3 separate regions of the Mus musculus genome follow, and regions 2 and 3 are each linked to region 1. A link is a loop called in an ENCODE intact Hi-C map of the cell type or tissue named here. Cell type or tissue: heart. All regions are shown on one strand.

Region 1 (8,000 bases):
TTCTGTTTCCATAATTTGTCCATTTTGAGAGTGGAAGTTGAAGTCTCACATTTTTTTTAAAGATTTATTTATTATATGTAAATACACTGTAGGTGTCTTCAGACACCCCCAGAAGAGGGCATCAGATCTCATTACGGATGGTTGTAAGTCACCATGTGGTTGTGGGATTTGAACTCAGGGCCTTTGGAAGAGCAGACAGTGCTCTTAACCGCTGAGCCATCTCTCCAGTCCCTGGTCTCCCATTTTTTATTGTGTGAGGTGCAATGTGTGCTTTGAGCTTTAGTAAAGTTTCTTTTATGAATGTGGGTGCCCTTGCATTTGGAGCATAAATGTTCAGAATTGCGAGTTCTTCTTGGTAGATTTTTCCTTTGATGAGTATGAAGTGTCCTTCTTTATGCTTTTTGATAACTTTTGGTTGAAAGTTGATTTTTAAAAAAGATTTATTTATTATTATATCTAAGTACACTGTAGCTGTCTTCAGACACACCAGAAGAGGGCATCAGATCTCATTACGGATGGTTGTGAGCCACCATGTGGTTGATGGGATTTGAACTCAGGATCTTTGTAAGAGCAGTCGATGCTCTTAACCACTGAGCCATGTCTCCAGCCCCTGAAAGTTGATTTTATTCGATATTAGAATGGCTACTCCAGCTTGTTCCTTGGGACCATTTGCTTGGAAAATTGTTTTCCAACCCTTTATTCTGATCTGAGGTGGTGTCTGTCTTTGTCACTGAGGTGCATTTCCAGTATGCAGCAAAATGCTGGGTCCTGTTTATGTATCCAGTCTGTTAGTTTATGTTGAATTGAGTCCATTGATGTTAAGATATTAAGGAAAAGTGATTGTTACTTCCTGTTATTTTTGTTGTTAGAGGTGGAATTATGTTTGTGTGGCTATCTTCTTTTAGTTTGTTTTTTTTTTCAATTTTTTTTTTAAGATTTATTTATTATTATATGTAAGTACACTGTAGCTGTCTTCAGACACTCCAGAAGAGGGCGCCAGATCTTGTTACGGATGGTTATGAGCCACCATGTGGTTGCTGGGATTTGAACTCTGGACCTTCGGAAGAGCAGTCGGGTGCTCTTACCCACTGAGCCATCTCACCAGCCCCTTCTTTTAGGTTTGTTGAAAGATTACTTTTCTTGCTTTTTTTTTCTTTGCTTTTTCCTAGGGTGTAGTTTCCCTCCTTGTGTTAGTGTTTTCCATCTATTATACTTTGTAGGGCTGGATTTATGGAAATATATTATGTAAATTTGAGTTTTTCATGGAATGTCTTGTTTTCTCTGTCTATGGTAATTGAGAGTTTTGCCGGGTATAGTAGCCTGGGGCTGGCATTTGTGTTCTCTTACAAGTCTGTATGACATCTGCCCAGGATCTTCTAGCTTTCATAGTCTCTGGTAAGAAGTCTCGTTTAATTCTGATAGGTTTCCCTTTATATGTTACTTGACCTTTTCCCTTTACTGCTTTTTAATATTCTTTCTTTGTTTAGTGCATTTGGTGTTTTATTATGTGACAGAAAGAATTTCTTTTCTGGTCCAGTCTATTTGGAGTTCTGTAGGCTTCTTGTATGTTCATGGGCATCTTTTTTTTAGGCTAGGGAGCCACCATGTGGTCGCTGGGAGTTGAACTCAGGATCCCTGGAAGAGCAGTCAGTGCTTTTAACTGCTGAGCCATCTCTCCAGCCCCAGATACCGTTCTTATCTGTCGAGGCTTTAGGTTTAATCTCTATAGCCTTAAAGGAAACAAAACAAAACAAAACAAAACATTGCTTGTCCTATGAATGGGTACACAAAATAGGGATGAAATCCAGTAAACCATAGGTCAAAAAACGCTGAAAAAATGCTAAGGGAAAATAAAGCTGAGAAAGGGCATATGGAATACGAAAAGGAACTTTAAGTAGTGTAGTTTTCAGAAGAGTGACATTTGGAAGTGAGGAAGGTGTTCTGTAGACAATCAGGAAGAAGAGTATTCCAAGCAGGAAGACTTACAGATAACAAAGGACGTGTGGTAAAACAGTACGTAGTGCATCTCTAGAACAGTGAGAGCATAGTAGGAGATGACATCAAAGAGCTGAGCAGAGCTAAGTCATAAAGAACCTCCCGGGTAGCTCATGAGCAGGGTGGCATGATCCCGTGGCAGCAAGATCCCTCTGGCCACTGGGTTTTGAAAACAGATTTGAGTCATGGTGAGACTACAGGATCATCCAGGACTCAGCTTCAGAAACTGAGGGTTGAGACGCCAGATGGGGTCATGTAACTGAATGTGGGGGTTGGGAAAATTTCTGTCAACAGTAAAACATTTCAGGCCAAAACACTGATTCCGAATCAAATGTATTGAATCCCTCTGGAGCATTTTGGGCAGTACTCACCGGCACTGCAGCAAGTGATGTCACTGCAGCTTTGGCTCTGAACACAAAATATGTATTTTCTATTGTATATGGTGTCACCCATCAACACTAGTGAAAGTGAATGCTACCTGAAACACCTGAGCTTGAATTCTACACGATTTGATGTTAAGAGTGGCAGTGCTTATATAAGGTTTTCTGCTCTTATGGAAACATAACGTGATGGATTAATTATGGAGACAAAGGCTTTTAGTATTTTTCCACCGCCACTCCCCGGCACGTAAGTACCTAATATATCTTATGAGTGTACTGGTTTAGAATGTTTTGCTTTAAACGTTGGCATTTGAAGGGCTGAGGGCTGGCTCAGTAGTTAAAGGCACTTGCTGCTCTTGCAGAGGACCTGGGTTCATTTTGCAGCGCCCACGCAGTGCCTCACAGCTATCCATAATCCCAGTTTTGAGGACTCTGACGCCCTCTTCTGGCCTCTATGGGCACTAGGCACACACATGGAACACATGAAAGGAAACACTCTACCCACAAATAATTTTTTAAAGACCACATTAAATTTTTAAAATAATCTTTAAGAACAATTTTTTAAAAGCTGTGTGAGGTTGTATACTCCTGTAATCCCAGCACTTAAGTGGCTGAGGAGAGAGGAGGGTCAGGAGTTCAAAGTTCTCCTCAGCTGTGTAGTGAGTACTAGGTCAGCCTACATGAAGCTTGTGTCCCTGCCAAAGGATGTGCTGATTCCAGTTTTCTTTCTTGATTGAAATGAACCTTGTCTTGGGATTAGGACAGAATTTCCAACATTCTGAAAATCACTAAGCATACTTCTGTGAGTTTATCCTGTGAGCTTATGTAAAATGGTACTCTCAGCATTGACAACTATAAAAGTGAAAGAGAAAAATCACCTCTGAAAAATGTGGAAGATGCAGGCTGGTGAGATGGCTCAGCAGTAAAGGCACCTACCACCAAGCTGACGACCTGAGTTCCATTCCCAGAACCCATTTGGTGGAAGGAGAGAACTGACTCCTGCAAGTTGTCCTCTGACCTCCACACATAAATCAAGGCATACAAGTGCTTACACACACACACACACACACACACACACACACACGCACAGAACTGTGTTGAAGATACTCTGTGCCCTGCATTATTAAATATTCAGCTGAGATTATTTATGTAAAAATAAACAAGCACATCCATCTCAGTGTGAAATTAGCTTTCATATTCTAAAATGGTAAAATTCTATATATACAAATAATAGATTTAAAGTAAATTTATGATTTAATTATTCACTATCAACTTCTCCCTCTCAAAACCCCTTTATGCAACCTCAGATATATACATAATATAATATAGATATAATATAGGGTGGCTTCAAGCTTATAGAGGAATTGGAACATCTTGATCCTCCTGCTTCTACCTCCTGAATGCTGGAATTAGAGATGTGTACCACCAGGCCAGGTTTGTATAGTACTGGGGATTAAATTCAGGGGTCTCTGAATGCTAAAGAGAGCCCTTCACCATCTGAGCTACACCCACAGTCTGTTTCCTTTTTCAATTCAGTTTAAAAAAAATTGTGTGTATTTCATGAGTGTTTGCGAGTATGGGCCTGGGGAGAGCCAGAGGGATGGGGTGCTCTCGAAGTGGAGTTACATGTAGTTGTGAGCTGCCATGAGGAAACAAACCCAAGTCCTCTGTAAAGTAGTCAGTGTTCTTAACTGCTGAGCCATTTCTCCAGATCTCCTTTTTAAATTAAATATTGCATTTATTTATTTTATTCTTTTTTTTTTTTTAGACATTCTTGTATAGTCAAGATGGTCTCAAAATTCACTATATAGCAATGATGGTCTTGAACCCCTGATCATCTTTGCTGCACATCTCAAGTGTTTGGATAACAGGAGTGTGCCACCATACCTGGCCATTTTTTTCTTCTAAAATCGCCCTATTTATTTCATACCATGTAAATTAGCTGGAAGGTCAGGGGTCTGAATTTGCTCTGGTCAACTAAAACTCAGAATTATTACACCATTTCTATTTCCCTCTACCATCATGAAATGAAGCCCTTTGAGCCTCATACAGATCCCGACCTCCCCACACAAACACCCCAGCCTCTGCGGACCAGCTCCTTGCACGGGTCCGCGTTGTGCACGCTGGGAGTTGTAGTTCGCTTCCCTTCTCTCCCTACGAGCAGGGTGTCAGTCGCAGGAGCGCCTCCAGCGGCGAGCATGTTTGGTGGCGTGGAGTGCGGGAAGAAGGCAGGATCGTCTCCTAGCAACGGGGTTGCAGCGACGTCACCGTGGCGGGTTCTTAGCTCTGAGACTAGGTGGAACCGCCAGAGCGCTTTCCAGCCTCTGGGTAAGACGTGGTCCTCCACCTTGCGCTGCCAGTCCTGCCCCATCTGGTCTCGAGCTGCCTTACGGGAGTTTTCGTCGGTGCGGCCCGCCGGCCTTGGCCTTGGCCTTGGCGGGACGATGCTGGAGTCTATTCGCGTAACGGGTGAGTGTAGGCACTGCTGGCCCAAGTGGCGCGGCTGCAGCGGGTGGAGACCGTTGGGTCTGGGACTCGGAAGACCAGGTGCAGTCGCACAGCCCTAGCCCAGCAGAGGTGAGGGGCAAGAGCTGTGCAATCTAGAGAGTGTAGAGTCCAATACGATTCCAGAGCATTTTAGGTGTGTAGTAAGGTGTTATATTTTCTAGAATGTTCAGAAAAAAAAAAAATCAGCTGTGAAAACACATCTCTACATTTCAGTGTATGTTGTGTATTTTTGTTTGCATTTATTAGCAAACATTTTGAATTGATGTTATTAATAAGAGCAGGTGTTTAGATCCAAGGTTGGAAAGTTTGTCTTTCATTTTTGAATAGATATGCATATTAGCCCTATTTAAATCTTTAATAATATTAAACAGTTCCAGAGTCATTTTCCTAGCATTTGATTCTGCATGAAAACATTTCTGCAGGACAGATACCAAAACAACGGAATAAAGGGAAATAGCTAATTCCCACAGTAGAGTCAAAAATAAGCCTAGAACTTTTAGCTTCAGGCTATTGCAGTACCCAGTAGACCAATTTTCCAAATTAGTTGTTTTGAACCCCTGACCCTCCTGCCTCAGTCTCCCCAGTGCTAAGATATGGACATCAATAGCTAAAACCATTCTTTAAGTTAGCATACAAAGTAAGAGGTTTCATTATGGTACTTTGAAACTCCTTTCATTATATGTTATTGCAGAACTTTTTAAACTGAAAAACTAAATTATTTTTAAGTGAAACTACTTTCTCATCTTAATTTTTTTACACTGTTTGCTGTTCAGTGTTATAAAACACAGAACCTACTGTTGTGCGATTGCGATAACCTACAGACTATTCCACTGTTATGTTGACAGGAGACATGCAGTTATAAAAGCCAAGATCTTAGAGGCCACTTAAATTGGCATTAGGCTTTTTAAAATTGTGATTTGATGTAGATATAACTCTTTCACCTTAAAACACATTATCAGAGGCAGACGCAGGTGAGCTTAGTCAGCCTGGTCTACAGAAGTTCCAGACCAGCCACTGATACCCTGTCTCTAAAAACAAACAAACAAAACTCCCAAAACAATACAATGTCAAAACGTTGCTTTAAAACATCAAGCCTGGCAGAAGAGTGGCAAATATGAGGATGACTCAGTGGTCCGTGTGCATGCAGCTGCGTAGTCGGGCTGATGGGATACTTGCTTACTAGAGACCAGGATCGAACAGGAGATGCCAGAAAGAAATGCATTCTTATGTACACTAACAAAGGTAATGAAAACTTCCGGTCCGTTTTATGATATAGAACAAGGCCTCTCAGCCACAGCAGTTTAATATTGAAGGAGTTAATTCTTTATTGTGAGCGACTGTTTTAACACACAGAGAATTGTGACAACCAAAAATGCCCTGTGGGTGGCAAAATACTCTCCCTATCATCCAGTTAAAATCATTGCCTGCAAGACAATAGATTCTGTTGCCACGTGAGTCACTGGGTTTAGAAACTACACCAATTAAAATTATTTTCCCCCAAACTGAAAGTCATTGTGGTGAGAGAATGATTAAAATATTAGTATGGCATATGATTAAAATATAGTATTAGGAAACAGATATGTTGAGAGTCTGCAGTACAGACTGTATTCCTATAGAGCCAGGGGTTTGCAGATGGATTCTTTTTAAACTGAACACCTACTCTTGTTAAATCAGTTCTTTCACCAGAATTTAATGGACTACAAGTGGCAGACCTTCGTGGTCGTGCATTTTCTGATGTAGGTAACTTGGCAGTGAAACACTAGCATTAGGGAAACTTGTTTCTGGTATTTTTAAACATTCACCATTGTTACAAAGCGATTATTAGTATTAGTATTGTTAATTTATTATATAGGCTCTCCTGTTGTGTAGGCTTCGTGCTGACATATCTGTCAATCAATAAATGGGACAACCAGAACCTTTATGGAGAGTGTAGCTGAGAAACAGATCTGTACTATCCAGACTTCCCCTCACTCTGCAGTGTCTCAGATGCCCCTGCCCCTTTCTTGCCAGTAGAACTTGATTGCAATAAGAACACTGATGAAAATGTGGACCTTTTTTCTTTTTGCTTTGAAAGAGCAATATATATGCCAGCCTGGTGGCACAGGCCTGGAACCCTAGCTACTGGGAAGCTGCAGCAGGGAGATGCAAGTTCAGGTCTTCCTGGCTAACTTAAGTGAGTGCCTGTCCCAAAATACATGTCTGGGGGACTGGGGATGGCCCAGCTGAGAGCGTGCTCGCCTAGCATGCAAGCACCCTGCTTCTGGTGCCCAGTGCCAGCTAATCCAGGTGTGGTAGTGCACACTTAAAACCCTACCACCCAAGATGTGGAGGGAGAGAATCAGAAGTTCAAGTATGGTAAAAAACTATAAATGTAGACTAAAGTGGCAATTTACATTCCAAAACTGAAGCAGTTGTTTGTAAAATCACTTTGTATGGTACCCGAGTTTTACTTAGTCATGACGTTCTGTGATCTAGACATGACATCCTCGTGAAACTGCTAACAGGAGGGTGAGGTGACACAGAAGTGAAAGTTATTAAAAAAAAAAGAATGTTGCTTAGAAATGGCATCAAGTCAGAAAAGGTTTATTTTCTTTCCTCTCTCACTCCTCCCTCTGTCCCTTGTCCCTTTGTCCCTTTCTTTCCTGTTTTTTTTCTGCATGGTACAGAGTGGCCTCTTGGCTTAGTCTCCTGAGTGCTGGCATTACAGGTTGCAACACCACATCTAGTTCTAGCTCATCTCTTATAACTCTCTCTCCTCACCAATTCCACCCCTTCTCCCTCCCCTCTCCTTCTTCTCCTCCCCTCCTTCTTCCTCCCCTCTTCCCCTCCCTCTCTCTCCCCTTCTCCACTCCCTCCCCCTTCTCTTCTCCTCTCCCTCTTCTCCCCCTCCTTTCCCCCTCTATCTCCTCCATCCTCATCCCCCCCTCTCCTCACTTTGTAGCTGTGACTGCTGCAGAGCTCACAGCCGTCCTGTCTCCAGGATCTCATAAGGACCACAGCTAGCTACTTCAGTGTCTCATGTCTTTCTGGGATGACGTTCTTTTCCATCAAGCCTCAGGCAAGCAGCTCTGCATGGTGGGTGCACCTGTAATCTCAGGATTTGGAAGATCAGGGGTT
Region 2 (8,000 bases), 64 kb after region 1:
CAGCTACAGTGTACTCACATATAATAAAATAAAATAAATAAATCTTTTTTAAAAACCCATTAAGGACTGGAAAAATGACTCAGTGTTTAAGAGCACCGACTGCTCTTATGAAGATCCTGAGTTCAAATCCCAGCAACCACAAGGTGTTTCACAACCATCTGTAATGATATCTGATGCCCTCTTCTGGTGTGTCTGAAGACAGCTACAGTGTACTTACATATAATAATAAATAAATCTTTAGGGAGGAGTGAACAGGGCCAGAACGAGTGGGGTTGACCAGAGTGAGCAGAGGTCCTGAATTCAAATTCCCAGCAACACATGATGGCTCACAACCATCACTACAGCTACAGCATACTCATATATACATAAAATAAATAAATAAGTAAATAAATACTTCTTTAAAAAAATCAGCCGGGCATGGTGGCGCACCCCTTTAATCCCAGCACTTGGGAGGCAGAGGCAGGCGGATTTCTGAGTTCGAGGCCAGCCTGGTCCACAATGTGAGTTCCAGGACAGCCAGGGCTATACATAGAAACCCTGTCTCTAAAAACAAAACAAACAAACAAAAATCATTAAAAAGAAAGCACTAATCTAGGAAGAACTGCTTTCTGGAAGTCGATCTAGCCACAGGCAGAACCTGCCTACGCCAGCCATGTCAAGTGCTTTGTGAGACACTCAAATTTAGTCAGCAAATGTAGTGTCTAGAAGATATTCTTACTAGTGGGAAAGTCGAAAACAAAAACAAAACTAGTGGGAAAGTCTTTATTGTTTGTATTTTATTTCATTTTTGTGTTTCCAGACAAGTTCCCATGTAGTCTAGGCTAGCCTGAACCCTTCACATAGCAGAGGATGGCCATGAACCTCTTCTCCTCCTGCTTCCACTCCCCACAGGATGGGATAGCAGATGTGCACCAACAGGAAGAGGCGAGAGCATTGGAAGTCAGCCCCCATTATGGGAATTTGGATAGGGGGTTGTACGGGTAAACTTCCTAAGTTTATGAGGTTATTCCTCATAAAGATGAGACCTATAGGAGAGGAAGAGGAACCAGAAACTCGTGGTCCTGGAAGCCACAAGTATTGGGGATTTCTTAGGTGATTAAGTAATAAGTAGGGTGTGTCTGACCCGTCTAGGTGTGTAGCTTGTGTTTATAGCAATTGAGTTTTGAGTTCATTGTGCGAGCAGTTTGTGGGTTGAGAATTTGCTAATTTAAATCTGACTGATAAATTACAAGCCTCTAGAGTTTTGATTTTACCTGGTTCCTGGGATTTGTGACAGCTAGATGGGCAGTCGCTACATGAGGCTAGCCGCCAGGGCCAGAGAGACCGCTGGGGCCAGAGAGTAGCTGGCATTAGCGTGGGTTGGTGCTTTTTTATATTTCACGTAACAGAATGGCAAGCATGTCACCGACTGAGCGACCTCTGCCTCTTTCCCCCGGTTCTACATCCTATTATACAGCCCAGGCTGCTCTCAAACTCATGCTCCTTTTACATCAGCCTCCCAAGTGCTGGGATTATGGGTATGAACCACTGTGAACAAGCATAACAAAATTAGAAAGGAAAAAATATAAAATATATGGTATTAAAGGAGTCATGAAGAGCAGCTGAGGCTCAGCTCTGTGAAAGGCCATGGAAGGTCATTGGTGAAGGTGCAGCCTCAGTTGCAGTTGATGGTCCAGGACTGAAGGGATCATGCAAAGGAGTTGAGGCTTGGCTCCATGAAGAGAGCCCATAAGAGGCTATTGGTGAAGCCTAGTTGCAGTGGAAGACCCCATTGTATTGTAAATTCCAGTACCATAGATGGTCACCAAGAACAGCAGTGGCAATGGAGTGAATCAACCTGAGCTTAGAGTGCTTCAGAGGGCAGAGCTGGAGAAGTGATGCCAGCCCTTTGGAGGAACCCAGAAGATCATGTGTGGATCTAGACATTGAAACAAGAAGCTGTAACATTGAAGTCTATCTCCTGAAGAAAGCTGCTAACAGGGAGTGGAACCAGGCCAGAAGAAAGAAGTTTGTTGCAGGCAACAAAGATGAAAAGGGAGTTGGAGATCTGAAGACCGCTTTGACATCAGCCGTGGAGATGCAGTTTGGAGTTTGCCCAGCTGGAAAGTTTCCTGTCTTGATTTAGGGATTACAGTAAAGTGATTGGATAAATCTTAGAAGAGACCTTGAACTTTGGACTTTTAACATTGTTGAGACTGCTATAGACTATAGGGACTTTGGAAGTTCGACTAAATGTATTTTGCATTTTGCTATGTTTAGGTATGGCCACAATGGACACATATGTTTGAAGAAGCCTATGGGGGCCACAGAGTGAAATGTGATGGTTTGTATATACTCAGCTCATGGAGTGGCATTATTAAAAGGTGTGGCCCTGTTGGAGTTGGTGTGGCCTTTTTGGAGTAGGTGTGTCACTGTGGGTGTGGGCTTTAACACCCTCATCCTAACTGCCTGGAAACCAGTATTCTGCTAGCAGCCTTCAGATGAAGATGTAGAACTCTTAGCTTCACCTGCACCATGCCTGCCTGGATGCTGCTAAGTTCTGCCTTGATGATAATGGATTAAACCTCTGAACCTGTAAGCCAGCTCCAATTAAATGTTGTCCTTATAAGAGTTGCTTTGGTCATGGTGTCTGTTCACAGCAGTAAAACCCTAATTAAGACAGTTATCAAGCTTGATTAGTTCTTATTCAAAATCCAAATATGCTTAAAATAAAAATAATTTAAAAATACATTGTATGAAATTCTCAAGTAATAAAAATATATTAGAAAAAAAGAATAATAATTGTCCATGGAAGAGCTGAATCTTAGCAAAGACAAAACTAGACACTTTCAGCCAAACTAAGCAAAAGAAAGAGGAGACCTCTCTAAATTATTTGCGAGTGGAGATGAAAACTGGATGCCACATGGATACTCGTGAAATTCAGAGGGATCATCAGTGTCATGTTTAAAAAGTGGATCCCAAATTAGAAAATCGAGAAGAAAAGGAGACTTCTCTAGAATCACATGATCAAAGTTCCATCAGGAGGGTGTACACAGCTGGAGTTGTACACAGCTGGAGCTGACCAGTAATAGGCAAGGGCATGGGAGCAGGAGCAGTCTCTGGAATAAACAAACCTCCAAACTAGAGGAGCACACTCTGTCATTCAATCAGATGTTAAAAATTAACATAAAATAAAATTCCCATAAAATAGGTGGCTGGAGAGATGTCTCCATGGTTAATAGCAAATAAAGCTCTTCCGTAAGACCTGAGTTCCATTCTCAGCATGTGTGTGTAGGTGCACAGTGGTCTGTAACTCAAGTTCAAGGGAATATAGTGTTCTTTTCTGCTCTCCAGAAGCACTGGGCTGCCCTCTGTAAGCACAAGGCATGCACATGGTGCATTTACATTCATGCAGGCCAAACCCTCATATGCACAGATATAATAAATAAAAGAAACAAATTTCCTCATGAAATAGAACTGGAAAGAACACTTGCAAATTCATCTTATAACGCTAACTTCATTCTGATACCAAAAACTTGGTAAGAGCACAGCAATCAACCAACCAAGACCAAAACCAAACTAAAAAAACAAACAAACAAACAAAAAAAAAAACAAAATAACAAAACCAAACAACAACAACAAAAAAACTATTATGTAGAAATTTCCCAGAAATACACATAATTTAATATCATATTTCTAAAAAAAATAAAAAATATAGGGTGAACAAACTCTGCTTCATTCGAGGCATGCCAGGACAGTCCAACAATAAATGTAATTCAATACAGAAAGATTCGGGGAGAGAAATCGCATGGTCGTCTCAGTACACACTGAAAAGGCCTTTGACAAAATTTAATATTCTATTATGATAAAAGGCCTGAAGAAAATAGTGGCCATACCCCAACGCCACGGAGCTGCAGCAGCTTGCTTTCTGATGCTTTGATAAGTACCATGACCAAAAATGGCGTGGAGAACATATTGTGCCTTTTTCATCTTACAGGTTACAGTCCACTGGTTAGGAAGTCAATTCTGGAACCCAAACAGGGCAGTGGCTGAAGTGGGTACTGTGGAGGACAGCTGCTCTCTGGTTCTCTTTCTTATATGCCCAGACCCATCAGCCTAGCCCACAGTGGGCTGGGCTCTCCCACATCACTAAGCAATCAAGAAAATGCTCTCAGACTTGCCAACCGGTTAACTAAACGGAGGGAATTTTCAGTTGAGGTCACCTCTTTCTAGGTGTATCAGGTTGACAACAAAGATTAGCCATCTAGACTATATAAATTAACCTATAACCTATATATACTACATGGGAGAAACTGTAGATATGTTTTCTAAACAAGTAATGAAACAAGGGGGTCTACACTTCACTGTTATTCAATACGGTGCTTGAAATCTTGGCTACAGCAGTTAGGCCAAGGAAAGAAAGAAAACGGATTCAAACAGGTAAACCATTTACATGCTCAGGCCTAGACACTAGGATAACACCTAAGCACAGGAGGGCGTGGTCTGTGGCACGAGAACCCCCACAGGGGCGGGACTTCCGCCGCCGATACCCTGAGGGACAGGCCTGCTTAGGTGGTTCTGAGGCGCCCAGCCCTACCCCGCCCCGTAGCCACTCTACTCCATACGGGCGACACGGGAAATCATCCCCACAGCTCGCGCTCAGCCGCTCGGACTACAACACCCAGCAAGCCCTGCGGTCCCGCGTCTGACTTGCGCAGTAGCCTCCGTTGTAAAATGCTATGACAACAGGGCGAAGGCGGTTTGGATTCAGGCTGGAGTGGGGAGGTGTCTTCCGCAGGCTGTTGTCTTGCAGCCTCACCCCTCTTACAGTCTCCCTGGTGGTTTCATCCTCTCTGTGAGCATCCGGACTTGGAGTTTTTCTCTCTTGTCACTTGTGGCTTCCGAGGGATCCATGTCGTCTCCCCTGCTTGTCTCTGGGGGATGACAAGAGGGTGCAGGGGATCTTGGGACTCACTTCACCTCCGCGGAGCTTGTGTTGCTGCTTGGCAGGATTCTGTCTGCTTGGGAACGTGGAAAACTTCGAACACAAACAAGACCAAGAGGTACTAGTGGTGTTAAGTGTTGTTTTTCCTTGCACGGCTGTTACTTCTGTTCCAGCACTGGATTCTCATCCGGAGGGAAGTCTGTGGATAGTGGGTTCGTAGCAAGGCGAGTCAAAGCCCACTTGTTGGCATCAGGTAAGAAATATCCCAGAAATTAATCTCGGATGTATAAATGCATTGGCTATGCTTGGTCAACAGGACTAACGCTCAATGCCATGTAATGGTTCGGGAGATGTAGGATGATCTCTTAATTAGAAAGGAGGCTTGCATTCAAACAAACCGCTAACACGGCGTGGGTAGATCCTATAAACACCTTTGAGCGGGGAGTGATTTTTAAGGAGTCCATGTAGCAGTCACGTGGAGTAAGAGCTTCTTTCTCCTGTGACATTTCAACAGGTCTTGTGAGCAGAGCGTCAAATCGCTGCTCAGTCTGCGGCTGAAGTGGGAGCATGTTGATGCTCTCCAGTGCTGCCTGCAATAGGATTAATGGTTATCCTTTCTCTTTCCTTTGCAGACCACAGCAGTTTAGATGGACTAAGCTGATTTTATCAGCAGCTCCTCCCAAGCAAGGTCTGCATTTGCCTTTGATTTTTCTGTATAAACGTATAGATTATTTTTTGGTATCTCACATTGTCTTTAAACATCAAATTGTGTCTAATGTGTACACATATATACATACATCTCACTTTATACACACAAATTGAAAGATACTGGAGAGAAAGTGGGGTTTTTATCTTTTCTTCCTTTCTCTTATTTTTAAAAATTTATAATGTGGCCCAAAACAGGCCTGGAACTTTCTGTATATCCTAGGCCATCTTTAAGCATATCTTGCCTCAGGTTCCCAAATGTTGTTATTACAGGTGTGTACCACCATGGAATGTATTACTGTTTGCTAACATTCCAAGAGACAAGAAGTAACTTATTAGCAATAATTGAGATTGGGTTTTGTCTTTTCTTTGGTGATGGGTTAGAATGTTATAAGAATTAAGAACAAGAGACTTTATTTTGAAAACCATTTACAAGTTATTTGTAAGAGTTTAGGGATTTAAAAATTATGTATATTGGTTGTGGTTATACCTCCCACTTATGTTTATGCTATAGTTTTAAAAGTTGATTAGATTTTAATATTTTAATATTTCAGTGCATGTATGTTGTTGGGCATGGGTACCACAGTGAAGGTGTGGAGGTTAGAGGACAACTTGCAAGAGTCAGTTCTCTGGCACCATGTGGGTCCGGTCAGGCTTGGCAGCAAGCATCTTTGTTTGCCAAGCCATCTCACTGGTCCTATGGTATAGCTTCTTGATTGAAAGGCTCTTTGCAGGAAGAAAAAAATCTACTACCAGTACTGTACAGTTTTATGCCTTTCAGATACATAGGATGTCTCCTTGCTCAGAGTGTATGTGTGTACATGTGTACCACTGAACACTCCAATCCCTTCAGGTATTTTTGAAAAGTATTGAAATATATCAAGTTATTATAAAACATGTTTGCTGATTATAACATTTATAAGGTCTGGGGGTGTAGCTCTTTCAATACCCAGTAAGACACACACTCACCTGTATACACAGGTACTTGTGCGCGCGCGCGCGCGCACACACACACACACACACACACACACACACACACACACTTTCTGATCTGCCCTTTGGTTGTCCCAGTTGAAATTGTGTGCCTATAAGACCTTGCTGTCACACCTAGATGATCACCACCACTTCTATTTCCGCATTATTTTTACTGGGTTACAACTGACTTTTATTAAATGGTTGTAGTGGCTGAACACTGGCTAAGGAAGTGCATATCTTAGAGCACTGTATTTTCCCACCACCAAGATCAGTTGATGCTAGAGCATAAGGGCTTCTCTGAGGGTGTGCGGTTGAGACGTCACATTAGGAAGTGAACACAGGTCTATCTGACCACTACTCCTGTGCCTTTCACGTCAGCTGAAAACTCCAATACAAGCCCTTGTCATAATGGGTTTTTTTTTTTTTTTTTTTGGAGTGGTGGTTCAAGACAGGGTTTTTCTGTGTAGCTCCAGCTCTCCTGGAACTCACTCTGTAGACCAGGCTGGCCTCGAACTCAAAGATCTGCTTGCTTCTGCATCCACAGTGTTGAGATTAAAGGCATTCACCACCACTGCTTGGCTGTCATATTGCTTTCAAAGAAATATTTGTTTAATTTTACATGACTGTACCATTGTCCTGGACCAGACAACCCAATTGCTATTTCCTGAAATTTAATGACAGAAACATTATTTGGAGAAAGTTCCATATGTGAACAACAGCAGTTTTAGGACAACTTCCTGATTTCAGAGCCTGCCTCAGACTTTCGGGTTGTTCCCACTGCATTCTGTGGCCATTGATATTACTCAGTTCTACATGTGTGAGTCTGGTTTAGTGAGGGTTGAAACTGCCTGTCTCATACATAAAACTTAAGTATAAGTAAGTGACCACGTGGGCAGATTTCTTACCTTCTCTGTGGTCAGGGATAACCAAATAATGGTATCTTTGTGCTCTGTAGAGTAAAAAAAAATTTTCCTTTAAAATTACATTTATTGATTTATGGTGTGTGTGTGTGTGTGTGTGTGTGTGTGTGTAGAGGTCAGAGTATACCTTTGGAGTTGGTTCTCCTTCTACCATGTTGGTCCCAAGGATTGAACTCAGTTTGTCAGTTGGGGACCCACATACAGAAAGAGAGAACCAACTTCCACAAGTTGTCCTCTGTCCGCCACAGGTGTGCCATGGCGCAAGCCTCTCTCAAATGTGATAAAATATCCTTTAAAAAGAAAAACTAGTGATGTAGGTGTGGTGGAGGATTTTTGTAATCCCAGCCTTGAGAAAAACCAAGGCAAGAACATTCTGAGTTCACAGCCCGCCTTGTCACAGAGCAAGTTCTGGGCCAGCTCACGCAACATAGGAGACCTTGTCTCAAAAACCAAAAACCAGACAAAAAAGCAAAAGA
Region 3 (8,000 bases), 82 kb before region 1:
AGTGGCACATATACCTTGATGGCAACCAATGGCTGTGTAATTGTACACACAACTCTTTGACAAGGATACCTTCACTTGTACTGGAAACCTAGCTAACTACTAAGTGCTGGTGAAACCATGGTTTTTGGAGGAGAATCTACAACCACTAGTTAAGGTTACATGTGATTCTTCAAGGCACATGTTACAGCAGGCAGGTGTAAGCTTTTGCGGTTAGGCTATTATGGGCAATGACCCATTTAGTTTCCACTCTTTCTTCCCTTTTTTTGTTGTTTTGATTTTCCTTCTAGACAGGGTTTCTTTGTGTAGCCCTTGACTGTCTATCCTCCAACAAGCTCTGTAGACTGGGCTAGTCTCAAACTCACAGAGATCTGCCCTCCTATGCCTCACAAGTAGTGGAATTGAAAGTGTGTACCACCACCACTCCGTTCCATGTCTCCCTTTTACAAAGGCTTTGGGCCCTTTCCAGTTATGTCTGACAATAACCAATACAGTGAATCACTAAATAAATCACTTTTTAATAATTGGTCTTTTCTACCATATTCTACTTCAGGAGCAAGTGTGGAGGCCAGGGAACAACTAGAGGGGTTCTCTTCTTCCACTGTCTTGGTCCCACAGATTAAACTCAGGTTGCTAGGGTTGCCGTCAGGCACCTTGGCTTGCTGAGCCAGCCCAAGATACATTTCTCACCAAGTTTTACTCTTTAACTACTTTAAATGTGTAGAAAAGCATTATTAATAATAAGTGCTATAATTCCATATAGAATTTTCAACATTTAAAATATGAAAGTTTCTTATATATTTTACTCAAAAAAATAAAATACATTATTATACAACTGTGTGAGAAAACGGAATAGAGGAGAGCAAGTAAGTCTATAGGCTTTGCTCATTCACTTTAAAAGTTTCCACTTTCGGGCTGGAGAGATGGCTCAGCGGTTAAGAGCAGTGACTGCTCTTCCAGAGGTCCTGAGTTCAAATCCCAGCAACCACATGGTGGCTCATAACCATCCATAATGAGATCTGATGCCCTCTTTTCTGGTGTGTACTTACATATAATAAATAAATAAATATTTAAAAAAATAAAAATTTCCACTTTCAATTATGCATACCTGAGGATCGATTCCCCTGGAGCTGGAGATAGGTTGTGAGCTACCTCATGTGGGTGTTACGACTTGAACTCAGGACTCTGCAAGAGCAGTATGTGTTCTTAACCACTGAGCCACCTCTCTATCACCATCCATGTCATTTTTAAATAGATGTTGGGACAGTCAAATCGCAACTGTACTTAAATTCTTTTTAGTTTGGTCAAAAAAATTAACATTTAAATATGGGGAACATGAAGTGTTAATCTTCCCCAAATGATGAGATTACAGCTACATGAATTATGTTGAACTGTGAAAATCCTTATTAGCTCTTTTGACAGAGGCTTTCGGTCTCTAGCCCAGGCTGCCCTCTGACACACTGGCTGTCTCAGCAACCACACACTTAGACTGATGTGAAATTCCATTATCAAAATGAAAATCAGAGAGGTAGTAGATTGCCTCTTAGGGCTTAGTCTCTTGACAGTATAAATTCTTTTAGGAATTAGAGATCTCTGACTAGAGGCCTTTGCAGTCTCCTTACCAGCTGAGGTTGGTGATCCCTGACTGTCTCATGGAACAGTTGTGCAATTTCCCACACTGCAATTCCCCTGCCTCAAGCTGGTTCCTACCATTTTATGGACCTGGAAGAGGAGGGCCTACAGAGCCTTCCACACCTGCTTGGCCCTCATGACTCCTAACTCTGGGTATCCAGTTCTTAGTAAAGGGTGGCGGCCGAGTTCTGGTCTATGCCTCTTTCTTACCCGGCACCCCACATTCACCTCCCGCCCTACAGCCCCCCTTCATCAGTATTTTGGAGGTTCCCTTTCCTTTTGGTTCTCTCAGCCCCGTATCAGCAATTTCTCCTTCCAGACACATCCTTCCTTCACTGTTTGGCCTGTAAACTCCAGATAGACCCCCCTGTTAGCATTCTGTCTAAACTTGCCCCACACTTACCTGGCAATAGCCAGGTATGCTCCTCCCCAGTTACCTGACAACAGCTGTCCCACTATGAAAGGGGCTGCTTGCCCCTCCTCTCTCTCTTACCCCTGCTTTTTTCTCTCTTGCCCTCCTGTGTTCTTCCCTTCCCCTCACTCCACATGGTCATGGCCAGCCTCTACTTCTCTACTCTCTCCCTCTCGCTGCCTTTCTTTGCCTCTACTACTCTCTTAATTCCCCTCCCCATGCCCTGAATAAACTCTATTCTATACAATACCAGTTGTGTGGCTGGTCCTTCCGGGAGGGGGATGCCTTGGCATGGGCCGGCTGAGGCATCCCCTTCCCCCATACCTCACCACACCCCCATAGAACATATCTTAATTCTTCTTTACCTTTTTATAATCACAGCATTGGTGCCGAGACTTGGATCTAGAAACTCTGCAGTTTGCATCCCATTTCAGCCACCACAAGAGATCCACACTCACTGGTAACCCCCTCCCCCCCCCATCCCCCACTGGTCAGAGCAAACCCGTCATGGTCCCAGGGGGAGAGTTCTTGAGCTCAGAGCTACGCCTCTGCTGCCCTGACCCCCATTTTAGGACTTTGCCCCTTGTGTGAGATTTCCCTCTCCTTGGAGACAGTTTCTTTCTCAGAAATTCCCAGCCAAGGTGAACTGGTCTCTGGCTCAAGAGCACAGGCTCTGAGCCTTGGCTCCCGGCCCACAGGTGATGACCTGGCAGTCTGGCCTGTGCTAGAATCTCTCTCGGGTTATTAATGCCCTCAGGACGCTGGTAGTAGCAGTTAATAATGCTATTCTCTCGCCCAGGGGTCACTCTTCGCCACCTCTGTCCCTATTTAATGGGACGTCTTGGTCTAAAATAATATGTCTACATCCCCGCTAAACTAGCACTTTCTCGCTAAAGACCTGTAGCTCAGACTTTCCCCTCGCCCCAGCCCTCAGTTGCTGGCTCTCACTCCCACTGTGGCAGCAGGTTCTGCCGGTTCAAGCGGGTCTGGCTCTGGCCCCCTGCCAGGGACTCTGCTGCCCTTCCCCTCTTCTTGCTCTCTGCGACAGTCTCACCCGGACTGGCAGTTGCACTCGGCTCTCTCAGCCTGCGTGCACTCTGCTGGTCTCTGCCTTCCTCACTCGTGGCCTGCTGCACACCAGTTAGGGACCCTACTTGCTGTCCTCCCCACTCTGCTCCTTTACTCTCAGTTCGTGGTGGGAAAAGCCCGTTGCTTCCTGCCAGAGGTCCCGTCTGTGAGACTTGCTGTCCCATGTGCACAACCACCTGCTGGCCCCTGCCAAAGCCGTTTTCCTGCACACGCGAGCCCCTTTCTCCCTTCCTCTTTCCCTCTCTGTCTAGGACTTATAAAGGCTAGCGGTGGGGTGCACCCCAACTACGTTGCTACGACACGCTCTTTCAGGAGCTGCCTTTCCCCGCCCACTGTGGACTCTGGGCCGTGACTTCTGGCTGCTGGTAGGAATCCCCGCCCCTCAAAGGCACAGACTCACAGGCCTGACCTGCGGTGCCTCTGCCTCAACTGCCACTGGCCCATTGCACAGTTCTGCCCCAACCCACCGGCCCGGGGAGCCACAGGTCTGCCGGCCTTGCTGTGCAGCTACAGCCACCATGGCTTAACGCCCCAGCCAGCGATATGTGGGCCACTGTGCAGCTACAGCCACCAACGCCAAGGCCCTGCCACCCAGAACCACTGCCACCTACTGGCTGCTGTGAGACTCACAGACCTCTACCACGGGAACTGCTGCCATCCAGCCTCCGCCATGTGGGCTATGCAGCACAAACGGCCCAAGCACTTATCTATCCATGCTCCCACACCCCTGGCCTGTTGTCATGGCCTGAACCTGCCTGGACAAACTCATTTCTGTCACCACCATCTTATGCCACTGTGCCAGCTTTCTTATTCTAGTCCTAGCCAAATATTCCTTTGCTAATACAAAATATACTTTACCTACACAACCTGTCAAAGTTACCTAAAGTTATCATTCCTATCCTGTCTGAATATATTTACTACTGTCTTAGTCAGGCTTCCTATTCCTGCACAAACATCATGACCAAGAAGCACTTGGGGAGGAAAGGGTTTATTTAGCTTACTCTTCCACATTGCTGTTCATCACCAAAGAAAGGCAGGACTGGAACTCAAGCAGGTCAGAAAGCAGGAGCTGATGTAGAGGCCATGGAGGGATGTTCTTTACTGGCTTGCTTCCCCTGGCTTGCTCAGCCTGCTCTCTTATAGAACCAAGACTACCAGCCCAAGAGTGTTACCACCCACAAGGGGCCTTTCCCCCTTGATCACTAATTGAGAAAATGCCTTACAGTTGGATCTCATGGAGGCATTTCCTCAACTGAAGCTCCTTTCTCTGTGATAACTCCAGCTGTGTCAAGTTGACACAAAACTAGCCAGTACACTCATGTTATCGATTTAACTGATAAGCTATAGGAAACCCACTCAGATCTGCCTCTCATGGACCAAATAGGCTCCATCCAGACAAGTACATCTGCCTAACCTATTCCAGAGGATGAGATTCCCCTGGGTTTCAAATGTACATCTTAAGAAAAAAAAATTCTTTCTTCCAAAAGTACTTAATCTCTCTCTATAATAAATATATTGTGTTTGAGCATCTTGTCAAGTCCAGGCGCTCACTACATCCAGGACAGCTCCAGAGAAGCAGCCTCCAGATGCTCCATCTCCTGTCTCAGACACAGACGCTTCTCCTGGACCTGTTCCTTCTGACCCGTCCTCAGATGGCTCCACAGACCCTGGACAAGGAAGCAGCCCACTCTCCTGAGACTGGGCAAACATCCCCACATCCATCCCTCTAGGTTCCCGAGAGACAACGTCACCCCAGTGTCAGCAGGAAGCAGCCAGATATCACAACGACCCTATTTCCGCTTTGCCATCACATCTTTCTAATCTTTCTTTTTTAGTTAAACCAAAATGGGGAGAATGTTAGCACTCTGTCTAAATTCCCCCTCCCTTCCCCCCTCTCTCCACGTGGACATGGTCAGCCTCCACTTCTCTACTCTCTCCCTCTCTCTGCCTTTCTCTGCCTCTACTAGCCTCTTAACTCCCCTCCCTATGCCCTGAATAAGCTCTATTCTATACTACACTGTCATGTGGCTGGTCCCTCAGGGGAGGGGGATGCCTTGGCATGGGCCCGTTGAGGCACTCCTTCCCCCACACCTCACCACACCCCCACAGAACATATTCATAGACCTCTTTATCTTTTTATAACCACAACATCCCAACCACACGGTCCCACAGCCAGTTCTGCACTTGGCTCACTGTTTACTCAATTCTTCATTCTGACTTGACTCATTTTTAAAGTTTTCCCAAGTCCATTACAAAATATCCAATGCAAATATTCAATACAATGAAAATATTCTCAAAACCATATGAGCTAGCCCAGAAGTACAGCCTAGTATCAATGCAAATCCCTCCCCTTCCCCATTGAGAACTAAGGTGGTCCTTCCATATTTTCATCAACTGTCAATGTAACTGTATACTGCACTTTCATGTGGACAGCACATCCCAATTTTTTTTTTTTAATTGAACAAGTCGATTTATTCAGTTGTGTTAGGCATTTGCAATGGTGACTTCAACCTCAGCTCCTGGCTCAATACTGATGGAAGAAATCTGCTTAACAATCTCAGTAGGACTATGTAAATCATAGTCGCTTGTGGATCCTCATCTGGAAACGATCCCATGTCTTGGAACCTTCACCACAAGGTGTTTTTCTGGCAGTGATTCTCAAAGTCTTGGTAGGTGTGCACACCGGTCCTTTCACTTTCAGATTCTTTTCCTCTGCACCTCTGATCAAGTCCGTACCAACCTTCTCCAGCGAGCGGCTGGTGAGCGTGATTCGAATTTGGTGAATCGCCACTTGGGTATCTTTAAATGCCATGGCGGAGGTGCGGCTTCCTGACTGACTTATTCCTCAGCAAAATCGAACAGAGGTGAGTCAGGACGGAGCAGACTGGCCTGAGCTCTGCAGCATACACCACCAGGTCTCAGAAAGGCCCTAATTTCTTTTCTTTTTTTTTCCCCTTCTTTCTTTTTTTTTTTTATTAGTTATTTTCCTCGTTTACATTTCCAATGCTATCCCAAAAGTCCCCCATACCCACCCCCACAAGCCCCTACCCACCCACTCCCCCTTTTTGGCCCTGGCGTTTCTAATTTCTTATTATTGGTTTGTAGATGATTTGACTTTGCATCTTTATGGATTCTCAGGTATTAACCTTTCAAAGCACGCAGAACCAGTTACATTAAGAAAGCTGCTTTCTATCCTAAGAGTGGTCATTTATATTTGTTTTCTGTTAATTTATTACTTTTACATTTGCTGGATCTCTGGATTTTTGTTTGTGACTTTGCACGTACTGGTAATATTATTTACCCAGGCTAAATATTCTTTTACTCATTAATTTGAGAACTATCACAGTATAATAGTGAAACATGTGGATTCTGGAACAGAACACAGGCTTACATAGGTCAGTCACTTGCAATGTTGTTCCAGAATTGTTAGTTTACTGTTTCATTAGGTTGGTAAAATAACACATTAACACCAAGGATAGCCTCACTACACGATAGATACATGCTCAATAACAGCCAGTCTTTTATATTTTGCACATCAATTCTTTTATTATGTCATAAATATTAACCTTTTGTGTTTACCTTTATCTACAGATATCTGTAAGAACGGAGCTTTATAATATATTAGTATCTGTTACCATATTACACATAGTAATGGATTGTATCATATTTTCATACATGGCCTCTCTTTCACACATACACACACACACACACACACAAATAAATATATAAATTGAATTTTTCTACTCGGGTGATTTTTAGATTATTTCATTAACCATTAAAAGGAATGACATATATTGTAAACTTCTAAAACTGAATTTTATATATAAACTGAGACAACCTTTAAGGGGTACTATATAACAAGCAGTGTGTACAGGACACTTACATATAGAAGACTGTACATGTCTGTAAAGACTATTTGCACAGTCTATGCTGTGAAAAGTACAAAGGGAAGCCTGAGAACAGGAGAAGATATCTGTGTAACGTCTTTGTGCTCTCCAGCTGTTGCAAATGTGAGCCAACAGCCTTGTACAAAGAACCACCTCATCGCTCCTTTCACCTCGCGCCTGCCTGTTCTAGCTGCTGACCACTCAGTCTCACCCATCACCTCCTCAAATGTGCACCCATCATCACATTCTGCTGAAACCCCCAGAAAGGGTCCTTCACATACCTGCTCATGTAACACCAACCCCAAGAACATTCAGCAAGACAGAGACTGGGCTAGATATGAAGATATGGATGGCCTAGTGTCAGCACAATGCCCCCCACACAACCAGGACATACACAGCAATACATCACACAGAGAATTTCTTAAATAACTGATGCTTTTGACAATTTACAATTATTTATTTATGTCATAAAATACTTTTATAATATACATAAGAAAATCCACATTTAAATGAGTAAGAAATATAATGGCAAGTGATAGACTTAGTGTTTATAAATGAAACCATCAATAATTAAGTCAGAGAAGAAATACAAACTATTTAAAAACTGAAGCCATGCATTCAATATCTTTAAATTTCAAGGAGGCATTGGGCTTTTAAAGGTAACACGTAGCTTACTGTATTTTTCAGTGATCTCAGAACAGAGTTGTAGAAAGTGTCATAGATAAACATGAAAGGACCTCAGACAGGAACTCTGGGAAGCAAAGGAGTAGCCCCAGCAGCTTGGTACAGGCTCTTATGCACGTGCTCTTCAACTTACATTTGTCCTTATTGTAAGAGAAAAGCTAATGTTAATATGAGGACTCTAAGCCATATGGAAAGAACTCTTTAGTAAAGCCTGAGCACTGTGAGAAGGTGCCCCACACTGCACACGTAGGGTCAGAGTGAGCACTAGCTGTGTGACTCTTAACCCTTCAGCATAGACT

Evidence for each region. A loop is a pair of places that touch in the nucleus more often than their neighbours do. Peaks named below come from ENCODE experiments on the same cell type or tissue, not always from the same donor. Only the 100,000 strongest peaks of a DNase experiment are listed, where the experiment ranks them.
Region 2: a loop joins it to region 1, with 5 times the contacts of the local background. A loop is called at or near these places in 8 of 42 quality-filtered maps.
Region 3: it touches region 1 in a loop (2.1-fold over the local background); 3 of 42 quality-filtered maps call a loop at or near these places.

Annotation. Positions count from the first base shown.
Region 1 is chr9:22,406,906-22,414,905 of GRCm38, forward strand. 9530077C05Rik (RIKEN cDNA 9530077C05 gene) reads left to right here and starts at 4,642. Exons shown (of 7, transcript NM_026739.3): 1 at 4,642-4,844. The coding sequence starts at 4,820. In heart, CTCF peaks have their summits at 1,613 (motif pointing left), 2,873 and 4,560; a DNase peak (open chromatin) is centred at 4,566; H3K4me3 peaks cover 891 bases; H3K27ac peaks cover 594 bases.
Region 2 is chr9:22,471,014-22,479,013 of GRCm38, forward strand. Bbs9 (Bardet-Biedl syndrome 9 (human)) reads left to right here and starts at 4,702. Exons shown (of 23, transcript NM_001360259.1): 1 at 4,702-5,042. In heart, no CTCF peak of the experiment used is centred here; a DNase peak (open chromatin) is centred at 4,648; H3K4me3 peaks cover 1,545 bases; H3K27ac peaks cover 1,452 bases.
Region 3 is chr9:22,324,559-22,332,558 of GRCm38, forward strand. Anln (anillin, actin binding protein) reads right to left here. Exons shown (of 24, transcript NM_028390.3): 24 at 6,656-8,000. It also overlaps the pseudogene Gm6607. Among named protein-coding and RNA genes, the nearest start is that of Zfp810, 21 kb to the left of the region's middle. In heart, no CTCF peak of the experiment used is centred here; a DNase peak (open chromatin) is centred at 3,463; H3K4me3 peaks cover 1,471 bases; H3K27ac peaks cover 1,319 bases.